Regions from separate parts of the Homo sapiens genome. Here region 1 is linked to region 2. A link is a contact called in ENCODE Hi-C or POLR2A ChIA-PET data. All regions are on one chromosome and are shown on one strand. The core of a region is the stretch at or near the end of the contact, and the rest is flanking DNA. Distances in the headings are between cores, read along the strand shown. Region 1 overlaps FMN1 (formin 1). Region 2 overlaps FMN1 (formin 1).

Region 1 (4,191 bases), core at 898-3,397, 80 kb before region 2:
GTCATATATTAACTAATTTGATCAAAAACCCAGTGAGACGGTTCCTATTATTGTTCCTGTTTTATACATGAGAAAACTGGAGTTTAGAGGGGTTGGGCAACTTGCGTAGTACCACATAGTTCTAAAGAGCAAAGGAATGTTTCCAGCAACAACCCCACAGCTTATTTTTTTGTTTGTTTTGAGACAAAAAGTCTCACTCTGTTGCCTAGTCACTGCAACCTCCACCTCTCAGGTTCATCAAGCAATTCTCATGCCTCAGCCTCCAGAGTAGCTGGGACTACAGGCACACCTACCATGCCTGGCTAATTTTTGTATTTTTAGTAGAGATGGGGTTTCACCATGTTGGCCAGGCTAGTCTCCAACTACTGACCTCAAGTGATCCGCCCACCTTGACCTCCCAAAGTGCTGGGATTACAGGCGTGAGCCTCCGTGCCCAGCCTTGTGTTGTTAATTACTTGATAAATGGGCATTCGTCTGCATTTAACTGCAAGTTCTGACTTTAAATTCACTTGGCCAAGACTGAATTTTATTTTTTGGTCATTGTATAGTGAAAAAAGTGCCCAGCTTTGGTGTCAGTAAACATAATTTCTAATTCTGACTCTGACCCTAACCAAATATCGAATCCCGAACAAGTCCTTTAAATTCTCCGATCTCAGGTTTCTCATCTGTCAAAAGATAAACTTTAATTATATGAATTCCAAGGATCTGGTCATGACTTCTTTGCAGATGAAGACACTCAAGATCTGCCAACTTTCATTTTATTTTTAGAAGGCAGATAGATGAGGGTATTACACATTGAGCAATATCTTAGCGCTCAGATCCAGGCCTAATCAGATGGATAGAGCTGTCTCAAACCATCAGTAGCATATTGTATGAGCCATAGGTACATGGGGGTTCAGGAAATAATTGTTCTGATTTTAATAATCCCCCAAATGTAAGGTATATATATTGGAGAGTTATTTTTAAACAAACCAAGTTTTTTATGTAGTGGGGGTATTGAAGTACTGGAAATATGATAGAGAAAACTGCAGTGGAAATTAGCAGCCAGAGATCTCGTCTTGAAGGTAACTATTAGTTGTTGTAGTTGTTGTATGTCCAGTCATGTAACCCCTCTGACCTTAACTTCTATACCTAACATGGCATCTGGAGTGAAAATTTGCAAATATGCTTTCCAGATGCAAAATCTCAGAACTTAGCTGAATGTGGATACGTTCCCACATACATTTTTAAACTGAGTGTGTGTAAGATTGAAACAGTGAATTTAGATTTTTACCTAGTCAATGAGCGGCATGGGATATACTGCAAACCAGACTCAAACCACAATGTTCCCACCTTCCGGTATACAGTATTCTCTCTTTGCAGTTGTCCTTACATAACAGAAATGCATTTGGCGGCAGCAGCCAGTGGTGGAACTGGCCAGCCCCCGTTGTGCTGGGGTGGCCCTCCACCATTTTTTCCTCCGTCTCCTAGCAGAGTTTCCACGGTCGAGAGGCCTGGAGCTCAGGTTACACCAGACAAAACTGTCCACTTACTTCCTAGGATAGTCTGGCTGGACCCCAGTGCTATGGCCACACTTCCAATTTTTGATAAAATACTTTTGACCCAGAGCTTCATTTCATTTAGACCTGACCTGATTTCCCTCCAGCTGAGGCTAATTTGCATGGCTGTAAACACGGACCTTACAAAGCTCACCAACTGTGATAAAAGCAAAGGAAACCTGAGACCATTGGAAATTCAAAAATCTGCCTTCTGTATCCCAGCCTGACTCTGAGTTATGCCTCAGCCCAGGAGGCTTCCTGTGTGCAGCAGCTAAAAAAATGTTATTCTGATTGATCTGATTAGGGCAGCAAGGTTAGCCATGGTCAATTTACAAAGACAGTATGAGAAGAAATCATGTGTGTCGTCATGTTATGGGTCAGCGAGGCCCCTGCCAGAAGTTACGAAAAGCCACAGCTCTGCCAGGACCATTATCAGATCTCCTAGGTGGGGTACAAACGGGATTGGAGGTTTAGGGGGCCCCTCCAGTGGAGTGAATGACAAAAGGGATTGGACTCTGAAGAGCGGGTGAATCAAATCATGCTCGCTCGCTTCCAGCTGGATTTCTTAGCCGCCAAGCCCCTTACATGTGAGTGGGAGAGCCTGGGAGTTCCCCAGTACAGTGTGGGGAGGACTGCCTTTAGCTTCTCACTGCAAGGGAAAGAAGAGGGTGGAAAAGCTAATTTGACACGGACGTGAGACTCTACGTTGACCCACAGAAGCAGCCAGATGGAACCTATTGGGCATTTTGATCCCTCCCTTCGCCACAAGAGTAGTTTAATTGGGATCTGGCTCCAGGCCCTTATTACTAAATAACCTGAGTTTTCGTGTTTTCATTTTCATTAATTAACTTTCATGCTAGGTGCCTTATTAGTCGCATTAGGCATTTTGCATGTCCAAAATATCTTAGGAGGTGAGAAGGAGGTCTTTAAAAATAGTACAGAGCTGCAAGTACCAGGGGGTTAATTCATGGCCGCCTAATTATCACATCACTTTTTACTCTCTTGTGGACTCTGTTGTACAACTTCCTTAGTTTAAAATATGCACAAAACCCAGCTTTAAACTTTGTTTTCAAACGGTTATTACATTCATATTGACTCTAAAGATTTTGGAGCCTTCACCTTGGGTGTGGTTTGCTTCCTTCCTGTCCAATTCGGGAACATAAATGTTCCTTGCAACACTGGGATAAGACACATTAATTAACAAAGAAAGATTTATATAAAATGAGGCCAACTGAAAGCTATACTGCTTGAGCTGGGGCTCATTATAAATAGATCACTCTGTATATAATCATCTTACTAATGGAAAAAATGAGACGTTGAGATGGTTGCTTGGAGAAGAATGTGATTCAGAATGTAGCAGTAAAACGCCTAAAGCATACTTTGTTTAGAATGCTTTAGTAAGACATTGGAGAGGCTTGGCCATGATGATGTTTTTGTTGTATATACATATACTCTTGGGGTGTGGAGGTATCTGAAAAACTTAGCCCTATAAAACCCAGCCATTCAGTTGCCACTGCAGGAAAGGATGAGCCTCTGAGGCTGAAGGTGCATGGAAAAGGAGGTAGAACTCACAGACCTGCACAGAGAGTTCATACCTATGAATTCAAGATCAAGCTGAGATCTGGGCGTTTGCCTCAGAGCCATAGGAAGCCAGTGACAAGGCTGTAGCAGAGGGCTGAGCTCCAGTTTCTGACCAGCTGCCTTCTCTAGCATGCCCAGTGTGGTGAGAGTCACCACTAGACTAAGTATGGAAGGTGGTAGTGTGGTAGGGCAGCAGGGGCTTCTTGAACCCCACAGGCCTGGCTGAGTCATCATTCATGGGGCAAGTCCCTTCATCTTTCTAAGGCCCCTTCGTACAGTTTTCTCATCTGTAAAGAAAGAGTAATATTAATGTCTGCTTCAAAGGTGGTTGTGAAAATTAAAATGTAGTATGTGAAATGTTTGGCCTGGGGCTTGGCACATCAATGGTGCTTTCACTATGCTATTACCACCATCATTGCCACCATGAGAACTGGGAATAAGAATAATGAAACATCCTCCAGTGTCATCCCAAAGGAAAGCAAGAGGTTGAATTTTAACCAGAAGCCTCATCTCTCATTCACTTATGGTTCCTGGACCCCAGGGGCTGCTAGTTACAATCCATTTCCCCTATTTGTGTGTGCGTGGATGTGTGTGTGTGTGTGTGTGTGTGTGTGTGTGTCCCACTGGGGCGCAGCTATGCAGTTAAAGCAAATGAATTTTAGCCAGATTCTCAGAGATGAATTCCTTCAGTGTGTACCAAGAAAAAACCACCCAATGCAAGGAAAAGTTTAAAATGTATCTCCATTTTCTAGTTCTATTTGTATTTTGCTTTCATGGTAACCTGTGTTTGTGATACAATTTTAAGAATGCCAGCTATTGGCAGGTAACATAATATCACCTTTTTAAATCTTTGGAGAGCATGATAGTCTATAAATAAATAAACATATGTAGAATGACCGATTTTGGTAATGTGAGGCTCTTAAAATATGAAGTTATTTTAGGTTGGTTTCTTTATTAACAAATAGACTGCATTAACTTTCATACAGTACTTGATTAAATTTTATCAACATAATGCATGAATAGAATTTAAAAAGTCAAGCAATATTAAGACTTTAAAAAAAAAAGCAAAAGT
Region 2 (4,121 bases), core at 1,179-3,678:
CCCTTGGCCATTTAAGGGCCATTTGCTTTTGATTATACAGTTTGAAAATTTGTTGTTGTTTTCAAGGAATTACTGAGTGAGAGATAAATGGCAATATGTCCAAGTCAGCATGGAGGACCAGGACCCGCTGGACCAGAAACTTTTCCTCTGCCATAGTAAACAGAAAGGGGAAACGCCCAAGGAACATTTATAATGGCTAATGTACTAACAGTGCTAATTTGGTTGTGTTTTTAAACCTTTTCTGGACCATTTTGATGGTCTTTAAAAAGTGTCATCAAATCTCCGGGTATCAAAGAAAAAACTACAGAATACGAGACAGATCTTGTTTGACCTTTTCAATCAATTAATTTGTTCAGCAAATATTTATTCTTAGCACTGAGTTCACTGCGAATTTTAAATAAACTCACTGAAAGATCAAGTCCTTTATAAACACATTTTAAGGGTAAGTTTTATCCCCATTTTCTAGGGGAGAGATTTATTCCTACTTCTGATTTCTCTTCTGCTCAGGAACAGGAATCTGACTGTACCTGAGAACAGAGATAATACTTGTCAGTCTGTTAGAGGGTAAACAGAGGGAAGGTATATAGAATTTTCCCTCCAGCTGTTCTGAAGATTCATAAAAACATCTGCAAAGCCCTTCCTGACTGTGATCCTGAAGAGAATCAACTAATACTTGCCACCTTGGTTTCAAGGCATTATATACCTTGGAATTACAAACATCTAATTTTTTTTTCAATCCATGACATACCTTTTCCTAACTCCACCAAATCCCAAAGTTGAGTGTTTAAGCTGGGCTTGATATTCGCTATATATAGCTAATATAGGCCGGGCTTGGTGGCTCACACCTGTAATCCCAGCACTTTGGGAGGCCGAGGCAGGCAGATCACGAGGTCAGGAGTTTGAGACCAGCCTGACCAACATAGCGAAATCCCGTCTCTACTAAAAGTACAAAAAATTAGCTGGGCGTGGTGGCAGGCACCTGTAATCCAAGCTACTCAGGAGGCTAAGGCAGGAGAATCGCTTGAACCCAGGAGGCAGAGGTCACAGTGAGCCGAGATCGCGCCATTGCACTGCAGCCTGGTGACTGACAGTGCAAGACTCTGTATCAAAAAAAAAAAAAAAAAAACAACTAAAATAAAATTGTGAATCATAACCAATGGCGTATTCATTAATGAAATGGAGTAAAAATAAAAAGGCGGCTAATCTAGGAATAATTGAATGATGGAGCGGTTTTGCTGAGTCATATTACATATACCTGACTCATCCCAAAGACAGAGACAAATTCCTTGCGCTCCCCAGGCCAACAGGAGATAGCTTGGAGGGGCCTCCATGACTTTAAGTTTTATCACCTAGTCTTATTAACATCAGGGCTGAAGATGTTAGAGAGTTTAATAGGCATTTCAGAATCTGTGACACCTAGCCTCTCAGTGGATACTATTTATTTGTCATTTCAGCCGTCTTGTTCTTCTCAACATCAGCCCTGCCCAGAACTCCCCCTCTCCTCTAGCAGTCCCCCATCCTTCCTCAGATGCTTACACACACTCACTTTACGTATAACCACGTAATAGCCTCCTGTTAAAGGCTCCAGCAGCTCATCATCTCTAGCCTGACAGGCCCTAGGATGCAGACTACCAGGGGCTGCTGGACCAGAAACTGTCCCTGCGCCATAACTCAAGAGAGAGGTAGGATCAATGACAGATTTACAGGAGAGCACAGTTTTAAATAGCTGAGATCAGTGTCTGGAGGCTTCCCGTTAATACCACTAACGGCGTCCAGCAAGCGAGACTATTGGCCACTTTGTTACCCACTCTAAACTGTTTCTGATATTCAACTCTATTTTCAAACACATCCTAAGAAATCCCTACTCCCCCAAAATTGACAATGCAGCCTTCTTTATATGAAACCTTGTTTATAGGCCACAATTCTCCCGACAGATTTACAAGTGTCTGTGGAGTTTTAAAAGACGATTGCTTAACAGGCATTAAGTGAGACACATAGGACTGTGTAAATATTTTAGCTGGAATAGGATTTTTTTAAATGTCTGAGCCAAATATTGCATTAAATCTGAAGACAGTGGCAAACTGATTAGCAGTGGCTGCCAGCTCCATGCTTTGCCAGTGATTCTGGAGCCAAGACTAGATACCAGAATTCATCCACCAGATTAGGTTGTGTGTTTTAAAAATAACTTTCCATCCTTTTTTTTTTCCCTCTCTTCTCTTTATGCCTTTCTGTCATTTCTCCTTTATTCCCTCATGGTTCATTTAGATGTAAACACTTTCCAGAGTAGAAAATTACAGTTAATGTGACTAACCAGCGAGGGCTGAAACGGGAACATGGGCTCAGAGGTCAGAGAAACCGTGGAAGACTTGCAGCTGTCCTGGTGGAGCAATGTGGGGACAGGTTGCTTTTTACTAATAGGCCTTGTGTATCTTAATCACTGGCCTCTTTGTAGCCAGCTGTTGCACTGCTGGAAGGGGACTAGTCCTAAGACCAGCATTGCTGTAATACCTCTTCCTCTTACTGATTTCCTTGATTCATAAAGAGGCTCAGGCCTGTGGCCTTCAAGACGTGTATGTGTGAGAGAATCCTCAATTCTAGTAAAAATTGCCACAAAATATGCATTTTGACTTCAGAGGACATATTTAGTATTTAAGCATTCCTATAGGAGTACTATTTTCCTGATTAGAGCAGTGGATAAGATGTGTTGCTATAATTTTGGGAGGAGTGAGGCGTTCTAGCTAACAACTTTGCTCTGCCTTTGCTGACTTTTAACCATTGTCTTGCACTAATGATACCTGTATGCTTCTTGAAGTACTATTCAATGGGAGTGCCCCAAAATATAGGCTCTATATGTTCTTCACAAATGACTTGAATTGCAATCGTATGTCCAAATGATTACTTGATATTGTTGATTGGAAAGTCTGAGCATTTAAAATTTTGTGTGCTCATAATTATATAAATGTATATTACAAAACTCTGAGTGTTTGATGTAAGTTTGCTGTACACTTCCCCCAAGTTCAGACAGCTTTGCTAGTGCTGACAGTAGCATAATTTACATTCCAATTAAACGTGACACATTAGGGCCTTTCAAAAAAAAAAAAAAGAGCTACTTTCATGCACAGGCCTCAAACCTAGTTTTATGCTGTGATTAATCCCCAATTTCTATATCAACTCTCATATATCACCAGTTATGGTCTTGTGTTTGAGTAAATTACTTCAGTGGATGGATGGTCCTCTTACTGTTTTCCATTCCAGAGTTTTGCACTTCCAATGTGATGACCGTAGTCCCTACATGACAGTGACAGGCACCGTTCTAGCTTGCATGGAGCCAGCCACCTCTGCAGAGTGGTACAGAAAATGGTTTTATTTCCAAAATCTCTCCCCTTCATCTCTCCCATTGTGGTACAACCCATTTTGTACCAAAAACAGTTTGACCACTAATATCAAGAATTCTACAAAGGTTTTTCCTTTTTACCTATAATTTCATTTCTTGTATCTTTTATCTTTGTATCTTGTATCTTTAGGTCATTTCCTAAAGAAATGACCCTCAACCTAGAATAAGTTTGTATGGACACAGATGTGGCTCAAGCCTGACTCCCCATGAGAATAAGGTAGAAAGGATTTCACTATCCAACTACAGGAGAATTAAGTGAGCTATGGCATGCCTACCTGATGAAATTTTATATGGCTGTTAAACATGCTTGTGGAGTTTGTGAAATAACAGGAGAATGTGTGCATGATATGTTAATAGAAAGAATCAAAATACAAAAAAATTCTTTATCAAATATAAGTAAGGCAACCCCCATAAAATGATGGAGGGGCAAGGAGCGCGATACCGAGGCCCAGACCCTGAAAGAGAAAGTATGCAAGTCTTAGATGGTGACTGTGTTTTGGTCATGGTGTCATGACCGATTTGTTTTTTCTGCTGTTTTAAAAATGTTTTTCAAATGTCTTTGTGTGTATATGTTACCTTCCTAATACTTTTTAGAAGTTAGTCGCTGCTCTCCTCCCGAAGATGAGTTCCCTTCCCCTTCAGAGGCCCGGTACCTCCATGCCTGGGCTGCCTGCCTAGGACCCCTGCCACACAGTCCACCTCGATGCCAGAGCTTGCAGTATGTGCC

What was found. A loop is a pair of places that touch in the nucleus more often than their neighbours do. ChIA-PET counts read pairs that join two places held with the same protein, here RNA polymerase II (POLR2A). Pooled maps may share reads with other maps.
Region 1: a loop to region 2 is called in a map of prostate gland, with 3 times the contacts of the local background. The contact joins two enhancer-like sites. A Hi-C loop is called at or near these places in 6 of 168 maps with a recorded cell type or tissue (IMR-90, OCI-LY7, heart left ventricle and 3 more), 2 of 37 single-sample maps with no recorded cell type and 6 of 50 pooled maps. POLR2A ChIA-PET finds 5 or more read pairs at or near these places in 4 of 52 experiments (AG04450, BJ, activated T-cell and 1 more).

What each region holds. Positions count from the first base shown.
Region 1 is chr15:32,950,972-32,955,162 of GRCh38, reverse strand. All of the region lies in intron 9 of FMN1 (formin 1), which reads left to right. Among named protein-coding and RNA genes, the nearest start is that of GREM1-AS1, 230 kb to the right of the region's middle. Within about 2 kb of position 2,147, at least 2 of the 41 ENCODE cell types and tissues checked have a DNase peak (open chromatin) inside an H3K27ac peak, as active enhancers do; they include IMR-90, where a contact is called at or near this core.
Region 2 is chr15:32,871,023-32,875,143 of GRCh38, reverse strand. The region is part of intron 16 of FMN1 (formin 1); the gene reads left to right. Among named protein-coding and RNA genes, the nearest start is that of GREM1-AS1, 150 kb to the right of the region's middle. Within about 2 kb of position 2,428, at least 9 of the 41 ENCODE cell types and tissues checked have a DNase peak (open chromatin) inside an H3K27ac peak, as active enhancers do; they include IMR-90, where a contact is called at or near this core.